7 separate regions of the Homo sapiens genome follow, and regions 1, 2, 4, 5, 6 and 7 are each linked to region 3. The links are chromatin contacts, found by Hi-C in ENCODE. All regions are on one chromosome and are shown on one strand. Each heading gives the region's core, a stretch centred on a gene start or an enhancer-like site at or near the end of the contact. The rest is flanking DNA. Distances are from core to core; before and after follow the strand shown.

Region 1 (3,011 bases), core at 489-2,988, 5.2 Mb after region 3:
TTAGCTTGCCCTAATCCTATCCCCATATCCTCAGCTTCAAGGTAGCCTTGAAAAGCAACCACCTTTTAACAACAGTAACAGTGAATATCTGCACCCTAGCAGAATATCTGCACTTGAGGAGGTAGAAATGGCTCTGAAAATGGCAGAAATGGCTCTGAAACACCCAAAAGCCTCCATCCCCACAGAATGTTCACTACTAAGCCTGCTTTGCAGCCTGCTGAATAGGTCTATTCTCATAGTATTTCTCTATTTGGCTTGACTTTATTTATGTGAACACTCCTACCCATAGGGCACTTGTCAAAAAACAATCAGCAGCAATTGTTTAACACTAGAGTGTTTAGGGGAGTGACAGTGTGTGTCTGCGTGATAGATGGAAGTAATAAGAGGGCACAGGGGAAAGGGGCCATACGCATAAGATGATGGAACAGAGAGCCTGGAGGGTGGGGTATAGAGAGTGTAGGGGAAGGGAGAAGGCAGACAGGTAAAAGGAAAAAGAATGTTAAGTGTTGTTCAGCCTCAAGACTGACATGATGAAAGTACCTTTATTGTGGTTTTTGTAAATTAGAATGCATGCTTTATTATTAAAAAAAACACAATTGAAAATGTTAAGGACCTTTTCCTCCTTGCTTCTTATAAGAAACCATCATAAGACATAACTTGTAATAATTCTGTAGAAATATACATATATAAAGATATATGTATATATATATTTTAAAATAGTATGTTTTTATTGCAAAATATTCATTAGTGTCATCATATCATAGCCAGATCTACAACCCCAGAGTAATTCCCATGGTTATGTTACATGGCAAAAAGGACTCTGCATTGTAATTAAGTTTATTAATCAGCTGACTTTAGCATTGGGAGATTATTCTGGATTGCCCAAGCACTTAAGAATAGGAGAAACCGGAGAGATGCAGCAGCAATAGTCAGTGGTTTCAAATATGAAAGGGATTTCACATACTATTGTTGGCTTTAAAGATAGGAAGTCGTGGGGGCAAGGAAACTCTCTAAAGGAAATTAATCTGGCAACAACCTAAATAATTCTAGAAAAGGATTCTTTTCCAGAGTCAAGAACAGAGCCAGGTGGTTCTTCTCTTCTAAAGACATTTCCATGGGCCAGTTCCACCGCAAGCTTCTCAGAGAGAATATGTTCTGCCGTACGGACACCGAACGTCCCCTAAGATGGCCGCCCCCATGATGCTCTCCCCTAAGGGCTCTGGCTCCGTTACCTGCAACGCACCGCTCGCTTATTTTTTGTTCTAGTCTCTCTTGCTTCAGTTTTTATACGGCTTCTAAAACGCTTCGCATTTACAATAGTGACTGAGGTGCCCAGAGGTGACTTTAATTTTCCATTGAGCTGAGACGTCACAGCCATCATAACCGCTAAGAAGGGATGCCGCGCCTTTGTGGTAATAATGGGTTCTGGCCTTTGAGAAGTTTGCGCCGTTCACTGTCCCCTGCGAGGAGAAGACTAACTTATTTCTGTTCCGTGTCTGTTCAGAGGACTTTACCCCCACGCCGTGTCTGCCTGTGTGAACTCAAGCCTCTGATAAGCTCTCCATTTTCTGCCAGGGCTGAGGTGTCTGGAAATCGGACAGTTTAAGAGGCCTCCGTCCACCGCGTCTCCCGGCCGCTGTGCCTTCTGTACGTCACGTACTCAAAGATGGCCGCCCCCAGAGCGGCGAGGCGACGCCGGCGCGGACGCGTCTCCTCCTGAGGAAAAGCCGGAAGGCCGCATTCCGCTCTCCATGGAAACGCGGCTGACCGTCTCTGGAGGTTTAGAGGGGGAGGGAGTTGGGCGAGGGGCCCAGAAGTGGAAGAAGTTTAGGGAAGTAAGTTCAGCTTTTAAGAGGTCGCGGCGATTCCAAGGAGAGTCAGGTCAGTGTGTGGGTCAGGGCGTGGAAACGTGGTGGGAGGGAGCTTTCTGAGGGCGTCTGCGTTGTTGGTGGCGCTATATGGTGGAGGTAGCGCGGGGGTTGGGGGAGGCGGGGGCGGGTGTTTCCTTTTGGAGGGGAGCTGGTAGGAGTCCCTGGTGGGTGTCTGTGATAGGATATCTTTGGGGTCCCTCATGGAGGCTCTGGTGGTCAGTGATTAAAGGCCTGAATAGATCAACGACCAAGAGTACTGAGGTCAGGGATTGTGGTCCTCGCGGGTCACTCCCCAGTGGGGCTCAGTGATTGAGAATCGATGGGGTGGCTTTTGTCAACGAATGTGACTTCTGTTTCACATTCTGGATTAATCTGAGGCTTAGTGATTGATGAATCATTAAGGGAATCCAGTGTACGTGTGTGTCTATTCCAGGTTTTCCTATTTTATCTGGCGGGGTGGTGGTCTTTTGTCTAGAGACAAGTGAAAGCCGAAGTCTTTTCACAAGAGCCCTGGCTGGTTTTGTGTGTGTGTGTGTGTGTGTGTGTGTGTGTGTGTGTGTGTGTGTGTGTGTGTGTTGAGCTCAAACTTTGGCTGGAACAGACTTGATGAACGTTAACATTTCCTAAAAGTTTCAGGTCCGAGTACCTCCTCCACAATGAGTTTTCTAATCCTCTGGCTTTCCACAACAACCCATGCTCTTGAACCTGCAGAAAATGAAAGTTTTTTGGGGGTGAAGGGGGGCGGATGAATAGGCTTTCTATTTAACATTATGTTTTTAAATTACTGCGCACAAATTAACAAGAGCCTATTTTTATCCTTCCTCTTGCAAATGTACTGCATATTTTTATGGGTGTTTCAGGTTTTGTATGTTAGTATATAAAGGCGGCTATTTTCCCAGTATTTATATTTTTGAATTGTTTTCTAAATTTGTATTTATAACTCGTATTCCTTTTCTCTGTCTCCCTCTTTTTTTCTATGTGTTTCTTGTTCTTCATATTGAAGTGTGTATATAAACATTTTTTTTTTTTTTTTGAGATGGAGTCTTGCTTTTGTCGCCCAGGCTTGAGTGCAATGGCTGGGCTCACTGCAAACTTCGCCTCCTGCGTTCAAGCCATTCTCCTGCCTCAGTCTCCGAGTAG
Region 2 (2,960 bases), core at 254-2,753, 5.1 Mb after region 3:
TAAAGCAAATAAGCTATAAATCTTTCTTCATGGTCCAGAACATATAAAAAAAAATAGAGGAAGCAGATAAGCTGTAGGTCTCTTTTTCTTTATGGCCAAGGACATATGGCCTTTCTGTGGAAAGAACGTAAATAAGTCACAAACTTTCTGCTTTCATTTATCATCAAACGCCTCAGCTAACAGAAGAATGCAAGTTAGCTCCCTGCTACCTTGGCCTCCCAAAGTGTGGGGATTATAGGCGTTAGCCACTGCACCCAACCAAATCTCCTCTTCTCATGGCTCACTGCAGCCTTCACCTCCTGGGCTCAAATGATCCTCCTTCCTTACCCTTCCGAGTTGCTGGGCCCACACGTGCAGGCCACCATGTCCAGATAATTTAATTTTTTGTAGAGAGGTCTGGCTATGTTGCCCAGGATGATCTCAAATCCCTGGCCTCAAGCAATTCTGACACCTCAGCTTCCCAAGTAGCTGGGACTACAAGAGTGCATTACCAAGCCTGGCTACTTTTTGTATTTCTTGTAGAGATGGGGGTCTCACGATGCTGTCCAGGCTGGTTTTGAACTCTTGAGCTCAAGTGACCTGCCCACCTGGGCCTCCAAAACTGCTGGCCCATCTCAAAAGACTTAATCCATTTCAGTATCAACTCTCAAAAGTCTTAATCCATTCCTGTATCAGCTCTTAGGGCAGAATACCCCCTAAATATTATCTGAACCACACATGGGTGAGAATCAAGGTGTGATTCATCCTGAGGCAAAATTTCTGCCCAGCTGTGAATCTGTGAGGCCAGAGAAGTTATCTGCTTCCAAAATATAATGGTGATAAAGGCATAGGATACATCCCCCAGCCCTGGTAACCACCCTTCTAATCTGTTACTGTAAATTTGACGTTTGTACTTTGCACGTGTAAAAGCACAGGCAGTATTTGTCTTTCTGTGTCTAGCATATTTCGCTTGGCATAATGTCTTCCGGGTTCCTGGATCCAGCCACGGCTCCACATCAAATCCCCAGCGAGATCCTAGTTCCCTGACTATTGAGTAGCTTCAGCATCATCGGCAAGAGTGGATGGAGTCCACCAAGCTTGTAAAAATCGGTTTTGACTTAGTTCAACTTGTTAAGAAATCATCTTAGTTTCTAATATAAGTGGACCACAACTTTAAGCTTTAACCTTAAATTTTGAAACATTAACTTAAAATAGGCAGGCAGCAACGCTGCTTCACAGGACAAGAAGTAGTCAGAAAACCAAAGACATGCTGCCTGTGAACCAGAGTAAATAACAGGCTCTATTTCGGCCCCGCTTACCCCATGAAACCCCGCCCCATCCTCCGCCGCGGCTCCGTCCCGCCCCACCTAGCCACGCCCACTGCCGCTCCGGCCCGGCTCCACCCTCTCAGGGTCCCTCCCCGAGTCAGGCCCCTCTTTCCGACCCGCCCCTTGCTGGTCGCGGCTCGCCCAGGCCCCGCCCCCTGGCCTCCCAGTTTTTTCTCTCCGCTAGCAGTTTCCGTCACTCCCGGAAGCAGATTGCGCCAGGGAAAGGCCTTATCGCTGTGTGTGTGTTTCAGTCTACGTGGATTAAACATTACTTCGCTCCGTCTGCCTGGATTAAACGTGCACTTTGCAGTCCTCACTTCTCCGTACCAGTGATCTGGGGATCGCTACGGACCTTAAAATACCCATAGCCCCTTCGCCCCTGCAACAGGCACTTCTCCCCACGTAAGTCCGAGAATTGCTTCCCTGTCGGTTTAAAATCTCTCTCAGGCTGTTCCTTGCCCCCTGCCTTTCTGCCATGTAGATAACCATGTCGATAACCCCATTCAGGTCGTGTTCCTGCTTAAAACTCTCATTGACCCCTGCTTCGGCCCCGGGCGAAGTCAAGTCCTCCCTCGCGAGGTGGATTCCCACCAGTCGAGACCCCCGAGCTTCGCCCTTGTCGACGCCTGGAGGGGAGCGCCCGCTGCCCAGCTCCTGAAGGAGCCGCTTCTTCTCCCAGGTCCTGGGATTCTGCAGACCCTCCCTGTCCTGAGACACCGTCCCCCGCGCCACCTAGTGTCCTCCGCGCGCCACCTAGTGTCCTCCTCACGCCGGGTCCTTCCCCTCCCCAGGCTGCCCCTTCACAGCCACTGCTTTTCCTGACTCCGCGTTGCAGGAGGTCACCCGAGTCTGTCTTGTGACACCCACTGTCGTTCCTTCCCAAATTTTTACTCCACTGGAAAATGTGCTCTTCCGGGAGGTGGGCATCGTATTCCTCCCCTTTCCTCCTGAATGTGTGGGTGAGAGGGATCAGGAGAGGAAAAGAGGGGGAGCGACGGGACAGAAAGAAAAACTGGGGAGAAAAGAATGAGTACACGGCAAAATGGATGATAATTTAGGTACTGGCAAAGAGAGCAAGAGTGCAAGAGGACGCATGGAGAAAGTAGCACGGGGAGAAAAGCACATAAAGAAATTAGGGAAAAGGGAGAGCTTCAGGGAGCTGAAGGGCAGCAAAATAGAGAGGGGCGGCAAAGGAGGAGGCACTGCAGTCAGACGCGGGGGGCGGAAAAGGTAAGAGTCGGAGCCGCGGCTGACAGAGCCACGTGGTGCTGGGACTGAAGGAGAGGGGAGTGGGTAACAAAGGAGAGTAGAGGGAGAACCACAGCAAGGAGGAAGCCTAGGAAGTTGGGGGTGCTAGAGAGTGGGAACAAAGGAGATGTAACAGGGAAAAGGGAATTTAACAGGGAAGAGGGATTTTAACAGGGAGAGCAGACAGGGAGCTCAGATGGGGGAAAAGAGGCAGGAATACGTGGCGGCTGGGGACAATGGGAAAGTTTGGGGAGAAAGAGCAACAAGAGGTGAAATAAATTTCGAAGCATTGGGCAGAATAGACATAAAAGAGGGAATAAAGAAAGGGGAGAAAAACAGCAAAGGGAAAAAAGACGTGCAGAATGAGAGCGGGAAACACATAGTAGTGAAGAGAGTGGGCGAGGA
Region 3 (2,939 bases), core at 355-2,854:
GTAAAAACAAAGGCTCTGGTGGTCCACACGCTAAATATGAGTTTGTTACTTAAGTGCTATGTGACTTTCAGCAGGTAACTAAACAGGTCGGAGTCTTGACCTCCTCTTGTGTACAGCAGTGTTTATAATAGAATGTCACTTTAAGGAGATCAGGATTAAATGAGATGATAAATAATGCCCATTTCTCAGTTCACATCAAGGACTCAATGAAGGCCAACCGTTACAGTTCTTGTGTTATTATTTATGCTCTTTGTCCCCACAAAATCCTTTAAGACCTCAACTCAGTAGGTGTCTAAAACTTTGCCAGATTCTCTATACAAAAACGCTAGACCAAGGGCAGGTGAGAAGGGGACTACTTTAGTCTGAACTGCCATGAAAGGCCGCTTTAAAGAAGTGACATTTGAGCAGAGCCAACAAGATGTGAAAGGGTCTTGCAGAGATCTGAGGATAGTGTCTGAGGCTGAATGAACTGTAAAGGTGAAGGCTGAGGGGTAGGAAAGAACTCTGCGTGATCAGATTGATATGTCTGAAGGGCTGAGCCAGGGAGGAAAGGAAGGAAACAAGGACAGAGGTGGTCAGCCATAGTGGACCTGTGTCTGAAGCGCTGAGCCAGGGAGGAAAGGAAGGAAACAAGGACAGAGGTGGTCAGCCATAGTGGACCGGGTAGGGACTTGCAGGCCAAGGCTGAGTTCGGATGATGTGTGTGACGGGAGTCCCTGGAGTGGAACTTCATCCATCCTTCAAGCAATTATTAAGCAGCTTTCAGAGGCCTGACACTTTAGCAGTGGAAAGCTGCAGAAGGGCTAACTAGAAGTGGGGCATCGTATGTGATTGGTTAGGCTGAGCACGTATGGCTTTCTCTGCTTGGTCCTCTTTTGGAGGCGGAGGCAAAAATTAGAACAGTCAGTTACAAATCAAGTCCTATTTGGGGCCTACTGTTCCAGGAGTTACCGTTTAGCCTCCTGAAATGTCACCAGAGAGTAATCTAGCTCCTTGCAAGACTAACTTAAGGCAGACTGGCTTCCAGAGTAGTTTATTGCAGAACAGGAGGCTGGTTTCCTGGGCAGGTTGCTACAAAAAAATTGTACGTCACAGCCCTATAATCGATGTATAGTCTGCCTACTGTCCGCTTCAATATTCAGTCTCTCAGGTACTACCACGACAGGAGATAAACTAAGTGACGAGCCTGCTCCACGTTTCGTAAACAAACAAAACTACAAAGAGGAATCCTGTGGCTGTCTTGGCTTCCGGCCTGCCCAGGAGGCTTCCCCGAACTAGCAGAAAAGCAGCAAGGCCGAAACCTTGTCCACTCACCTGCGCCGGGTCCGTCAAAGCCATCGCCATACCGGGACCCTGTGGCCCTAGCGGGGCGGGGGCTGCGGCGAGCAGGGCGGGTCTCGCGGGCTCAGCCGAGCCCCACCCCTTCCCTGCGCCGGGCCCGGTGACCTTGGCTGACAGTCAAACTCTCTCGTTACGGGGAGGCTCACGGTTCGCTCCGAGACGCGGAGGTCGCTGTCGGCCTCCTACCTGCTCATTTCCCCAGCGCCGCCAGGGAGGCGGCCACGGAACACCGCCCCCTCCCTAGAGCCGGCGTGGACGGAACCGTCGCTCCCAAATTACGTCCCATCCAAATGCCGGAAGTCCCGCCCCAAGCTTCGCAACCCACAGGAAACGCCCCTGTCCTGGACCATCATTGGCCCCAGGGCCCGCCGTCGCACCTGGCAATGCCTTGTAGTTAATGTAGTTTTTCTCTACAAACCACCTGCAAAGGGGACAGATCCTGAGCCGGCAGGCCTCGGTGTAAAAGTCGCAGCGGGCCTACAGCCCGGCTCAGACCTGCCTCTGTCCTGGGGGCACAACTCGGAGGCCAGGGACCAAGCGCGAGACCGTCCATTCTTGGCCGGAGGAAATCGAGCCCCAGGAGTCAGGGACATTTGCCAGGGTCAGGGCCAGTGCAGAGACCCTGGACCAGGCTCCGGACTCTGACTTCCACCTTGCATTATTTCCCCTCCGGATCCTCTTATACAGATCAGCGGGCAGTCAGAGTAACCAAAGGGGGACGTCGGGCGGCGCGATGCCTCAGGCCTGGGATCCCAGCGCATTGGGAGGCCAAGGGGGGCGGATCGCTTGAGCCCAGGAGCTCAAGACCAGCTTGAGCAACATAGGGAGACTACCAAAAAAAAAAAAAATTTTTTTAAAATAAGCTGAGTGTGCTGGCGCACACCTGTGGTCCCAGAAGTCTGTGGCAGGAGGATCGCTTGAGGACAGGAGTTTGAGAACAGTCTGGGCGACAGAGCGAGACCTCATTGGTACCAAAAAAAAAAAAAAAAGAAAAAGAAAAGAAAAAAAATAGAGCGCGGTGGCTCACGCCTGTAATCCCAGCACTTTGGGAGGCCGAGGCGGGTAGATCACGAGATCAGGAGATCGAGACCATCCTGGCTAACACGATGAAACCCCGTCTTTACTAAAAATGCAAAAAATTAGCCGGGCGTGGTGGCTGGCGCCTGTAGTCCCAGCTACTCGGGAGGCTGAGGCAGGAGAATGATGTGAACCCGGGAGGCGGAACTTGCAGTGAGCCGAGATCGCGCCACTGCACTCCAGCCTGGGCGACAGAGTGAGACTCCGTCTCTCTCTCTCTCTCTCTCTCTACTTATATATACATATATTTATATATACATATATACATATATACGTATATATACATATGTATATATACGTATATATATGCACATATATATTTATATATATATTTATATATATATTTTTTGAGACAGGGTCTCGCTCTGTTGCTCAGGCCATAGTGCAGTGGCGCGATCACAGCTCACTGCAGCCTCAAACTCCAGGGTTCAAGTGATCCTCCCACCTCAGCCACCCAAGTAGCTGGGACTGCAGGCACGCACCACCACGCCCAGCAAATTGAGGGTTTTTTTGTTTTGTTT
Region 4 (2,761 bases), core at 187-2,686, 5.2 Mb after region 3:
GAACAGTCAAATATTGTTAGTATATTCTCCAGAATTTTTCAAATGCATGAGCATATTTATTTTCTGAAAGAAAACAGCCTATTTTGCATTTATCATGCCATGAACTTATTATACATCATCATACCTATTTTCTAAGATCAACATGTTTTATAATATATTCATGATTATGGTACAAAGATAGTAAAATTAAGTATAAATTGGGAATATTTTTCAAGTAAAAACATGGCATTCTCTACCTATGAACACAAACAATATTAATTCAAACTAAATGTCTTGTTTAACCAATCACAATTTTCCAAAAGATGTTTATGATTTCTTCCAATAACAAGACCATAAAATATATACTATCCTGCAGATCATTTTTTTGTCCTCTGACAAAGTTTTCTTTTTTATAAAACAATTGTAGCATATTCTTTTAAATTGATATATACTCTTACAGTTCAGCAGATGTTCCATAATTTACCAAAGTATTCATCTCTCATTGTAATTCCCTTTTTTTGTAAATTACAAAAGTTGTGGTTAATATTAAGACAGATTTGCCTAGATAGCTTTTAGAATTGCTGTGTCAAAGAAAACGAAAAAATTAAATTGGCTCTAGGTTGCCTTCCAAAAATACAATATTTACTTAAATCTTCTACAGTTACAACGCCAACATCTGCAAAAATAGAACTAATATTTTTTAAGTGTGACTTTTTAAAAAATCTGGAAACATTGCAAAGTAGGATGATCGCATTCTAATAATTTCATATTCTTAAGTGCCCCACTGTCATCTTCCTTTACTTCTGGAAGGAAACATGTAGATATTAACACAGTTGCACCTTCACCTCCTCATCCCCTTCCCCACTGGCAGTGGTTTTAATAGCAAGCCCCATGTGGGTATTAGCATTTAATGGAGCATCACTCCTGTTCTCGGCTTCGTCCATTCAGTCAGAGTCTAATCTAACCCACAAAAGCCTTACCCAGCCCAGAACCCCCGCCCTATCCCCAAATCTAACACTTTCAGTGACCACTGGTTTTGGCAACTCTGTGACCGCTTCCTGGCCAGCACCGTGACTTCTTCAAACCTTGTTTATTTTTCCAAATTGTCCTGGATATGAGCATCTTCTCTGCCGTACGGCTGCTGCCTTCCTCTAAGATGGCCGTGCCCATGGTGCTCCAGCTAAGGCTCCACTCTCAGCTATAATGGGCACAAAGGGCGCCGCCATCTTTTTTCCACAGCAGGCTGAATAGAATGCCACTGCGCCGTGTTGGCCTTGGCTGGGCACCCGACTCTTGAGTGTCCCTTGCAACGAAGAGAGAAAGGCACTGAGGTGACTAAGAGTGATTCCCACAGCCATTATGGCCGCTCCTGTCAGAAACGCTGCGATGGGCGCAGCCCTGTGACCTCATAGAGCGGCGCCCGCAGTCTGAACTCGCGATCCCGGGCAGGCTCCGTGGTCCTCGCCTCGCTTCACGGTCTTTACCGCTCAGCTTCCCGGAGTCCGCGCAGGAGCGCGTCTGAATAGGAAGCGTTTTCGGACGTGGATGCGGCGTTTTGTCGCTGCCAGTGGTGTCTGGAGAGGTTCGGGCTCGGGTGAGTCGAGTTCTGGGCATGGACTCGCGGCCTGTGGGTCTGTGTACCGATGGTGCGTGGAGCGTCCTGATTGGGGCTGTATTTGAACGCAGTCGCTGAGGAAGCGGGGCGTTAATGACGGGTCCTTTGGCTGTAGGGATGAAGAGTCTGAGGAAATCAGCGACGAGTCCGACTCTGTCTGGGTCTGGGGCCCTTGTGAGTCACCCTTTACGGGTGTTGGGCTGGGGGACGGTCAGGTCTTTCCCTTCCCATGAGGCCCTATCTCAGGCTATCACATGGGATATTATCTTTCCTGAAGAATATAACATGTGCTCTTGAAAAAAATGTTTATTTTACTGCTGTTGAGTGCAGTGTTAAATGTTCGTTAAGTCTAGTTGGTTGATAATGTTGTTCAAGTTTTCGGTATCCTTGCTGAGTTTCTATTTGTTTTCTTTATTATTGCAAGTAGGGTAATGTAGTCTTCAATTATTATTGTTGAATTGTCTAATCCTCTCTCATTCTGTTTTGCTTCATACGTTTTTAAATTATCATATTCTTATATATACACCCTTATATTATTATTGCCAGCCATTGTAACCATTGTTGCCACTCACCTAGGCCTTGGTGTCCAGAGTTTTATTGGATATCAGTTAACACACACACACACAATTGACTGCCTATGAGGCTGACTTCAATCTCCAGCTCCTCCAGATATCAAACTAATACCACGTGGTCCAAGGTCTCCCACAGTAAATCACATTATTAGGATAGACAATTTGGCATGGCTTAAATTGCCCTGATAACCAAAGACAGTTTTATCAAGCAGCGTATTCCAAAGGCTTAGAGTTTGCCTCATAGGAACTGTGGGCAAAGGACAAAGCTCTCTTGGGTAAAGTTACTCCTTTAGCGCATAATGTGAAATGAGACAGTTCTTGTGATTTGCTTAGTACATTGGTCTTGACACGAGGTATGTATACCCAAAGAGCTTACAGAGACTTTCGAACCAGTACATGGGCACACGTGGTTTTTAAAGACATTCTTGGAGCCTTCCATGTGTTCTCTTTCCTAAAATTGATCTGTCTGAGAATTCACCTTGAAGGGGGCCACCCCTCCACAACCTGTGGGTGTTTCTTGTCAGGTGGGATGAGAGACTGAGAAAAGAAATAAGAGACAAAGTATAGAGAAAGAAAAGTGGGCCCAGGAGACCAG
Region 5 (2,700 bases), core at 154-2,653, 5.2 Mb after region 3:
GGTGGTGCCCACCTGTAGTCCCAGCTATTCAGGAGCCCAGGAGTTCCAAGTTACAGTGAGCTGTGATCTCCCCAGGCACTCCAGACTGGGCAACAGAGTGGACCTTGCCTCAAAAAGAGACAAAAAAAAAACAAAAAAAAAGAAAAACTCTCATATACCAAGGGTGAGAAGAGCAAATGGAACACGAACTTGACTCTGAAAAATAGTTTGACAATTTCTCTGTATATTTATATACTGATACCTATATCACACACATAGATTCACACAGGCATTTCCTTTCTCTCATTCTTCTAATATAGGAAGTTTGGTTGGATTTATATTTACAGTTCAGCATTGCCATGACTTTGCACATACTATTCGCGGTTGGCACACGTAGTATAACGTGATCTCCTTCTTAACCTTTCTTTCTTTTGTTTTTTTTTTGAGATGGAGTTTTGCTCCTGTTGCCCAGGCTGGAGTGCAATGACGCCATCTTGGCCCACAGCAACCTCCGCCTCCCGGGTTCAAGCGATTCTCCTGCCTCAGCCTCCCGAGTAGCTGGGATTACAGGCATGCGCCACCATGCCTGGCTAATTTTGTATTTTTAGTAGAGACAGGGTTTCTCCATGTTGGTCAGGCTGGTCTCGAACTCCCGCTCTCAGGTGATCCGCCCACCTCGGCCTCCCAAAGTGCTGGGATTACAGGCGTGAGCCACCGCGCCCGGCCTCTTTCCCAACCTTTTTTTTCTCACTGAAGTGGTCCTGTTCCCTTAATTTCTGGCCACTTCTCCTGAGTCCAGCCCTCATATTTGGCTCCACCTGGGTCCCAGGCTCTCCCCTCCGCCTTGGGAACTATACTTTCTGGCTTTTACTGGCTTTTCCCCATGCCTTTCACCCAACATAATTTTGGCACGTTCCAACCGTTTTCATTACCTAGTCTGTGACTGCTACCCCTGTTCCGTCAGCGTAGCTAACAGCCCTCTTCTGCGTTCAAAAGGCGCTTCAAGCTACTTTGTTAGAAATCTGGCTTTGGCCGAAGTGTCCCCTCTCGGCCGGTTCTCCTTTTCCCTCACAAGGAACTGTTTCCTAACCTTTGTACAAAGTGTAAACGTCGCGGCCATCTTAGCCTTCTATTCAGCTGCTGAAAGGGATTTACCTCCACGCCATTTTTGTCTTGTGTAAACTGGAGCCTCTGTATATGGACCCGTATTTATGAAGGGTTGAGGTGCCAGGAAATGGGACAGTTTCAGTGCTCTTTCATCTTCCCGGCCATCCCCGGTCACCCCCGGTCACCCCCGGTCACCAGCGCCAAAACGCGCCCTTTGCCTTGTGTACGTCAGATACTCAAAGATGGCGGCCCCCATGGAGCCAAGGCGACGAGGGCGCGGCCATCTTGCATCTGCGCAAACGCTGGGAACGCCTCCGACCCTGGATAGTCGCCGTCAGGCACTGAGGAGGCCGAGAGATGAGGCCGGAGCCCACCAAGTTCTGGGAAGTAAGTTCAGTCACTGGGTGGTCGCTGTGGTGACGGGGGAGGAAATTCTGTCCGTGGCTGGGCGTGTTCGTGGACAGTGGTGATGGACTGGTATCTGTCGGCGCCAGCGTTTGGCGACGCCAGTGGAATTCTTTCAGGAGCTTAGCGTGGGTCCGATTCCTATCGCAGGGGAACTACAAGAGGTCCGTGATAGGGTGTGTGTGTGTGTGATCGGGGTACCTCTGGGACCAGTCACAGGGTCCTCGTGTAGTTTGTGGTTAAAGATCTCTAGAGATCCGCTACTGAGTGCCCAAGTCACATTCTGGTGTCTTTGGTGTTGTCCTTTGGCGGGGCTCAGTGATTGCGAACTGGAGGGTTTGTTTTGTCAGCGAATCGGTTTATGGTTCAGGTTTTGTTTGGGACTAAATGATTGAGGAACTGTCTTGGGGGTTAAGGTACGGAGGTTTCTGATCCAGGTTTTGGAATTAATCCCGGTGGCGGTGGTGGTAGCGCCACAGATTCCGATGTGGGCTGCAGCTCTGGAGGCCTGGGAACCATGGCAGGTGATGGGTTAGCCCCAGCCCTGGCTGCTGGAACAGAATTGATGCTCATTAGCATTCCCCTTCTGCCCAAGACCCTTCTCCACGACTGGTTTTTAAATCCCCTTTGGCACCTTCCATCACCCCTTGGTCTTGAATCCTCAGAAATGGAAGTTTTTGGCGAGATCAGTCATCTAGCATACCTAAAAGTAGTATGTTTTATATTTAAGATGCGGCTTCTACCCTTTGTCCTGCAAGTTTCCAGCGTATCCTCTTGGATATTTCTTTTCAGGTTCTTTCTGACACAAGTAAGATAACATCTCTGCCATGGTAAGCTCGGTTACTCAAAGATAACCTTTGTCAAATTTTCAGAATATTTCAATTTTAGACGTGTATGTTATGTGCTTAATATTCATAATTCAGATAAATTATGTAAATGGTACTATTATCTTTTTCGCTTTATATTATGTAATAAACATTTAGAAGTTGTTTTTACTGTTTGAGCCGGTGGTACTATAAGTGCATTCACATTAAGTTTATGCGTACATTTGGATAGAAGTGAAATGTTTTAAAATGTTTAGGTATTATTTTTAGGAACATTTTATGATTATCCATTTATCCATGAATTTTGTTTTTCCTGCCTTTAATCTTCAATCTAGACTATTACTTTTATTGCAGTGTATTGCTTTCTGACTCCCCTTTCCTTATA
Region 6 (2,809 bases), core at 13-2,512, 5.3 Mb after region 3:
GCCCTAAGGCGATTTTCTCCTATCTCAGTAGATGGAACATACAATCGGGTTTTATACCGAGACATTCCATTGCCCAGGGACGAGCAGGAGACAGATGCCTTCCTCTTGTCTCAACTGCAAGAGGCCTTCCTTCCTCTTATACTAATCCTCCTCAGCACAGACCCTTTACGGGTGTCGGGCTGAGGGATGGTCAGGTCTTTCCCTTCCCACGAGGCCATATTTCAGACTATCACATGGGGAGAAACCTTGGATAATACCTGGCTTTCTGGGGCAGAGGTCCCTGTGGCCTTCCGCAGTGTATTGTGTCCCTGGGTACTTGAGATTAGAGAGTGGTGATGACTTTTAACAAGCATACTGCCTTCAAGCATTTGTTTAACAAAGCACATCCTGCATAGCCCTAAATCCATTAAACCTTGAGTCAACACAGCACACGTCTCTGTGAGAACAGGGTTGGGGGTAGGGTTACAGATTAACAGCATCTCAAGGCAGAAGAATTTTTCTTAGTACGGAACAAAATGGAGTCTCTTATGTCTACTTCTTTCTACATAGACACAGTAACAGTCTGATCTCTCTTTCTTTTCCCCACAGTGCACTGTTGTTAGTGCTCCAACCTCACAGTGCAGGGGTTGAGGTGTCAGGAGAGGGAACACATCAGTGCCATTTCACTGTCTCCTGTGTCAAAGCAAAATTAAAATGCAGACCAGAATTCAAAAACTCCTGAGCAAACAAAACCCAGTAGGCCTTAAAAACAGCCTTAACCTTGCTTAACCTGCAAACATAAGCAACAATTCACTTGAGTCATTTCTGGTAAATGCTTGTGTTAGGGAAGGACAAAACTCAATCTCAACCGATCAAAAGTAGGCAACTCACATGCTATTATGTCATTAGGGACTTTCCAAGGCAAATTTAAAAAAATGCATTTTTATAATTGTAACTAATCAAATAATTTCTTTGTTTTACTCCTTCACTCACCCTGTGAATACTTGTGTCTAATGCTTTAAGCATAGAAGCGCGAGACTTCTTTTGGTTTGATGCTTCCTAATTCATGAATTGCTGTTTGTTCAGATAAACTCTAGAAAATGCTCCTGCGCCTCAAATTTTTGCTTTCAGGAGAGTCATCCCGGTTTAATGACACAAGAACAACTGTTTCCCTTCTGTACGGCAGATCTACCAAGATGGCCGCGCCCAGAGAGCCGTGGCTCAGGGCGCGGACATGTTACCTCCTCGAAGAGAAGCCCATGTCCCATCGTCCTAGCGCGGCAGAATTGACTCGCGCCCTCGTCCGCCGCCATAGGCCAGTGCCGGGGTTTAAGGGCCAGGAAAGGAAGCATTCAGGGAATTTAGGTGTAGCCAGAAGAAAATCAGGTGAGTGTTTGGGTCTCTCCGTGGAGTAGGTTAAAGGGGTAGGGAGCTTCTGAGGAGCCTGTGGGGAGAGCTGGCGGCCTGGGCGGTGGAGCCTTTGGGTTGGGGTGCCTTTGCGGTCCGGCGTGGGAGAGTTCTTGTGGTCGGGCGTTAAAGGTCTGTCGAGTTCAGCGACTGAGACTCGGCGTCAGAGTTTGGGGTCTCTGAGGGTCACTCTGTTAGTAGGCCTCTGGATCACTGGATGGAGAACTCTAGGGGGACGCTGCCCAGCACGCCGGCTTTATCACCGACGCCATTATTATCACTCCAAATGCTGCAGTTTAAAGTCGGTGATGAAGCCGGGGTGCTGGGCAGCGTACGAGGGTGTGTGGTGTAGGTTTTGGGGTGAATCGGGGATGTGTGTTAAGTGTTTCGGGGAGGCCCAGGCATGTGGGGCTCAGAGGCTTGTAAAATCTGGTATTTTACAAGCCCAGGCCCCTGGCTGGGGTTGAGTTGTGAAACTATAACCGCCCACCCTTGCCGGCTGCCTAGACAGAGCCGACTTGTTAAGACAGGGAAATTGCAATGGAGAAAGAGCAATTCATGCAGAGCCGGCTGTGCGGGGAGACCGGAGTTTTATTATTACTCAAATCAGTGATAAAAGAAAAATTGAAGCCGAATTAAATTTACAGGAGTTTCCTTGAGCAATGAACGATTCGCGAATTGGGCAGCCCCCAGAATCACAGCAGATTAACAGAGACTCCAGGGGTGCCTCGTGGTCAGAACAAATTTATAGACAAAAAAGGTAAAGTGACATACAGGAATCGGAAGCGAGGTCCAGAAACAGTGAGATTGGTTACCATTCGGCGTTTGCCTTATTTGAACGCAGTTGGAACATTCAGCAGTCTATGAGTATGGCCGCTGGGACTGGCCACCACTCAGCTATTGTTACAGGTGCATACGATTAAGTTCGGTTTTCAATTTTGTCTGTTAAGCTAGGTTGCAGTTTATCCACAAGGACTCAAATATAGAAGTATGGAGTCGTTCTCAGGCAATATTTAGTTTGCTTAAGCATCAGTCTCCTTGAGCATTTGGGGATCAAAGTTTCCTCCTATCCCCCAGACGGAATCTAGCTCTGTTGTCCAGTCTGGAGTGCAGTGGTGCGATCTCAGCTCACTGCAACCTCCGCCTCCTGGGTTCTAGCGACTGTCCTGCCTCAGCCTCCCGAGTGGCTGGGATTACAGGCGCCCGCCACCACGCCCGGCTAATTTTTGTATTTTTAGTAGAGACAGGCTTTCACCACGTTGGCCAGGCTGGTCTTGAACTCCTGACCTCAGGTGATCTGCCCGCCTCGGCCTTCCAAAGTGCTGGGATTATAGGCATGAGCCATCGCGCCTAGCTATGATTGTTACGATTTATAAGAAATGTATAATCGATCTTTGTCCTGTTTCCTGGCACATGTCTCCCA
Region 7 (2,942 bases), core at 125-2,624, 5.3 Mb after region 3:
GTCTCACTCTGTTGCCCAGGCTGGAGTGCAGTGCTCAATCATAGTTCACTGCAGCCTAGAACTCCCGGGGTCACGTGATCGTCCCACCTCAGCCTCCCGAGTAGCTGAGACTACAGGCGTGTGTTACCACACCCAGTTAATATTTGTATTTTTTGGAGAGACAGGCTATGTTGTTCAGGCTGATCTCCAACTTCTAGGCTCGAGCAATTCGCCCACTTTGGCCTCCCAAATGCTGGGAATATAGGCGTGAGCCACCGCGCCAGGCCACCTTACCATTTTAGATTTGATTAATCTTTGATCTTCCCCAAAGCTTTCCTATTTACCAGGATGAGAGAAAGGAGAGATGTGAGAAGTCAAATGAGATTTGTAAACCAGTCCTTGCAGAGAAACTTAAAAGGGACTGAGAGGGAATGTACCGTTGGACCTGAACACACACACCAATCAGGATGCCCTGGCTGCCAAGGCTTCAGCCTTCACAAGCTTCTCCACGACTGTCACATCTAGACCTCCCTAACATGGTCACACCCCCTTAGATTAATCCAAAAACCTGGACCACACACCTAGGTTCACATGAACCCGGGCTCCTCCTCACTGAGTCGCATATTAAATCCTGATTACAGCCTGGAGCGAAGGCTCACGCCCGTAATCCCAGCACTTTGGGAGGCCAAGGTGAGAGGATCGTTTGAGGCCAGGAGTTGGAGACCAGCCTGGGCAACATAGTGAGACCCCCGTCTCTGCAATAAACAGATAGATTAGATAGATAAATTAGATAGATAGATAGATAGATAGATAGATTAGATTAGACAGATTAGATAGATAGATAGATAGATAGATAGCGTGGTGGCGCTCACCTGTAGTCCCAGCTACTCGGGAAAGCTGAGGTGGGAAAATCACCTGAGCCCCGGGAGATGGAGGCTGCAGTGAGCCACGATTGCGCCACTGCACTCAAGCCTGTGTGACAGAGCGAGACCCTGTCTCAAAAATAAAAAATAAAACCCCGAATCCGAAGCAGACACAGTTTTCCTTGACAAAAACCACTCCTCACTCCAGTCCTCAATCACCGAGCCCTACAGAGTGACCCGCAAAGGCACCAAACCCTGATCACGGACTTCCAAGTGTTGCTCTGGACAGACTCTGACCACCGACCACTGGGATCCCTCAGGGCTGACTCCGGAGACGCCCCAACCCCAATACCCCGACTCCCACTTGCTCCCGCTTCCCCCACAAACTCCACGGCTCCGCACTAAACGGACGCCCACAGACACCCTCCTCCCCTCATCCTGACAGACAGACCCACACACAGACCTGATTTTGCGGGGAACCCACCGAGACTTCCCAGAACCTGCACTTTCCTGAATTATTCCACTTCTGGGCCCTCCCCCAGCCTCCAAGCCGGCCTACGGCGGCCGAGGAAGGTCTGAAGTTGCAGGTGTACGGAGCACGGACGACTGGGAGGTAGTAAGTTCGCGTCCTCTCGTCACGGATACTGGAGGCAGCCATCTTTGAATCCTGCACGTACGGAAGGTAAAGTGGACCTTTTCTGCCCAAGTATTCAGGGATAGCGCGGGACGGTGAAGAACTCCATATTTTGGCACCTAAATCCTGCGCCCAAGTTTCATTTATTTTCAGAGGGTCGAGCTTAGCCAAGACAAACATGGTATGGCTACGTGCACCTTAGCGGGCTGGGGAGAAAAGTCATCCGCTTTGCACAAAGAATGACGGGAATGACACAATGGGCGCGGCCATCTTAACACTTAGGTGTCCGTACAAGTGAAAACGCTTTCTCCACAGAGGAAAAAGAGCAATCGCACCCTGAGTCATATACCGCGAAAACGCATCTAGCTACATGTGGAGGACAAGAGGAAGATTTTTGAGGACCAAAAGGGTGTGGAGAGGCAATCGAGGTACGAGGATATTGTTCACCCCGTCAACGGAAAGTGAAAAAACAGCGACCCCTGGAACCTCATTTACATTTGAGGGACACGGTCACCGCCCAGTGCAGGTAAAGAGAGCAGCCACCAGCCAACCGGAAAAGGAATCCAATGCGGGAGGCGGGAATTTTCCTTAAGAGAGAAGAAGGGCCTTCCCTCTGCTGTAGGTGGAGTCAATCTTAACGTCGGGGCTTTCGGAGAACCAAGTGCCTAAAATTCTGGAAGGAATAAATAAGGCGACTCTGGGAGAATGAAAAGTTGTGCAAGCCCGGGCGCGATGGCGCACACGTGTAGTCCCAGCTACTGGGGAGACCAAGGCAGGAAGATCGCTTGAGCCCAGGAGTTCCAGGCTGCAGTGAGCTATGATCGCACCTATCAATAGCCACTGCACTACACAGCCTTGGCAACCCCTTCATGAGGAAAAAAAGAAAAAAGAAAAAAAAAAGTTGTGCAAGAAAAGTAATCATAGGATACTACCTGACTGACCTATAAATATTATTTACATAGTCATCATAACGTAAATTCTAATTCTGATCCAACCTAAATTAAGACAATTCCATTGGAAGAATGAGAAGGAAATTCCTGCATGCAGTGGAGTGTTTATATTTATAACAGAGTTTTCACGTGTCCTTCATGATACATCTATAGAAAATGCCCCAAAATGCAAACTCCATTTCAGAAACATACCGTGTTACTTAAAATATCAAATCTGTGAAGAGTGAAAAGCTTTACAGAACTATATGACTCCTTAGGAGAATTGCAAAATAAAAGCAAGAATCTTATGACTCAGGAATTCCACTCCTAGATACTTATACAACAGTAATGAAATGATATGTCCTCACAAAGACTCACAAGAATGTTCTTAGCACCTTTATGCATAATACCCTGAACAGGAAACAGTCCAAGTGTCCATCAGTACATGAATGTATAAGCAAATTGCAGTGTAATCATACCCTGGAATACTACTGAACAATAATAAAAAACAAATCATAGATGCATGCACCAACATAG

Evidence for each region. Hi-C counts contacts between places; a loop is a spot of excess contacts on that map. Pooled maps may share reads with other maps.
Region 1: a pooled map shows a loop between it and region 3 (9-fold over the local background). The contact joins the promoter of ZNF432 here to the promoter of ZNF805 in region 3. A Hi-C loop is called at or near these places in 2 of 50 pooled maps.
Region 2: a loop to region 3 is called in a pooled map, with 16 times the contacts of the local background. The contact joins the promoter of ZNF616 here to the promoter of ZNF805 in region 3. A Hi-C loop is called at or near these places in 4 of 50 pooled maps.
Region 4: a loop to region 3 is called in a pooled map, with 10 times the contacts of the local background. The contact joins the promoter of ZNF614 here to the promoter of ZNF805 in region 3. A Hi-C loop is called at or near these places in 4 of 50 pooled maps.
Region 5: a pooled map shows a loop between it and region 3 (11-fold over the local background). The contact joins the promoter of ZNF615 here to the promoter of ZNF805 in region 3. A Hi-C loop is called at or near these places in 2 of 50 pooled maps.
Region 6: a loop to region 3 is called in a pooled map, with 16 times the contacts of the local background. The contact joins the promoter of ZNF649 here to the promoter of ZNF805 in region 3. A Hi-C loop is called at or near these places in 4 of 50 pooled maps.
Region 7: a loop to region 3 is called in a pooled map, with 12 times the contacts of the local background. The contact joins the promoter of ZNF613 here to the promoter of ZNF805 in region 3. A Hi-C loop is called at or near these places in 4 of 50 pooled maps.

Annotation. Positions count from the first base shown.
Region 1 is chr19:52,047,565-52,050,575 of GRCh38, reverse strand. It overlaps ZNF432 (zinc finger protein 432), which reads left to right and starts at 1,738. Exons shown (of 5, transcript NM_014650.4): 1 at 1,738-1,881. RefSeq lists an enhancer at 1,366-1,955.
Region 2 is chr19:52,138,481-52,141,440 of GRCh38, reverse strand. It overlaps ZNF616 (zinc finger protein 616), which reads left to right and starts at 1,503. Exons shown (of 4, transcript NM_178523.5): 1 at 1,503-1,709. RefSeq lists silencers at 1,208-1,257, 1,268-1,547 and an enhancer at 1,668-1,907.
Region 3 is chr19:57,239,297-57,242,235 of GRCh38, reverse strand. It overlaps ZNF805 (zinc finger protein 805), which reads right to left and starts at 1,604. Exons shown (of 4, transcript NM_001023563.4): 1 at 1,315-1,604. The coding sequence starts at 1,344. RefSeq lists a silencer at 1,307-1,376 and enhancers at 1,497-1,766, 1,787-2,006.
Region 4 is chr19:52,027,054-52,029,814 of GRCh38, reverse strand. ZNF614 (zinc finger protein 614) reads left to right here and starts at 1,436. Exons shown (of 5, transcript NM_025040.4): 1 at 1,436-1,573. It overlaps LOC112268244 (a long non-coding RNA gene), which reads right to left. Exons shown (of 2, transcript XR_002958414.2): 2 at 35-2,703. RefSeq lists enhancers at 949-1,708, 2,179-2,761.
Region 5 is chr19:52,006,914-52,009,613 of GRCh38, reverse strand. ZNF615 (zinc finger protein 615) reads left to right here and starts at 1,403. Exons shown (of 7, transcript NM_001199324.2): 1 at 1,403-1,473; 2 at 2,284-2,321. It overlaps LOC124904755 (a long non-coding RNA gene), which reads right to left and starts at 1,316. Exons shown (of 2, transcript XR_007067321.1): 1 at 1,135-1,316. RefSeq lists enhancers at 893-972, 1,033-1,642.
Region 6 is chr19:51,903,470-51,906,278 of GRCh38, reverse strand. It overlaps ZNF649 (zinc finger protein 649), which reads left to right and starts at 1,262. Exons shown (of 5, transcript NM_023074.4): 1 at 1,262-1,365. RefSeq lists enhancers at 1-620, 1,111-1,230, 949-1,493, 2,584-2,809.
Region 7 is chr19:51,925,904-51,928,845 of GRCh38, reverse strand. ZNF613 (zinc finger protein 613) reads right to left here and starts at 1,374. Exons shown (of 6, transcript NM_001031721.4): 1 at 1,306-1,374. RefSeq lists enhancers at 1,436-1,735, 1,591-2,354.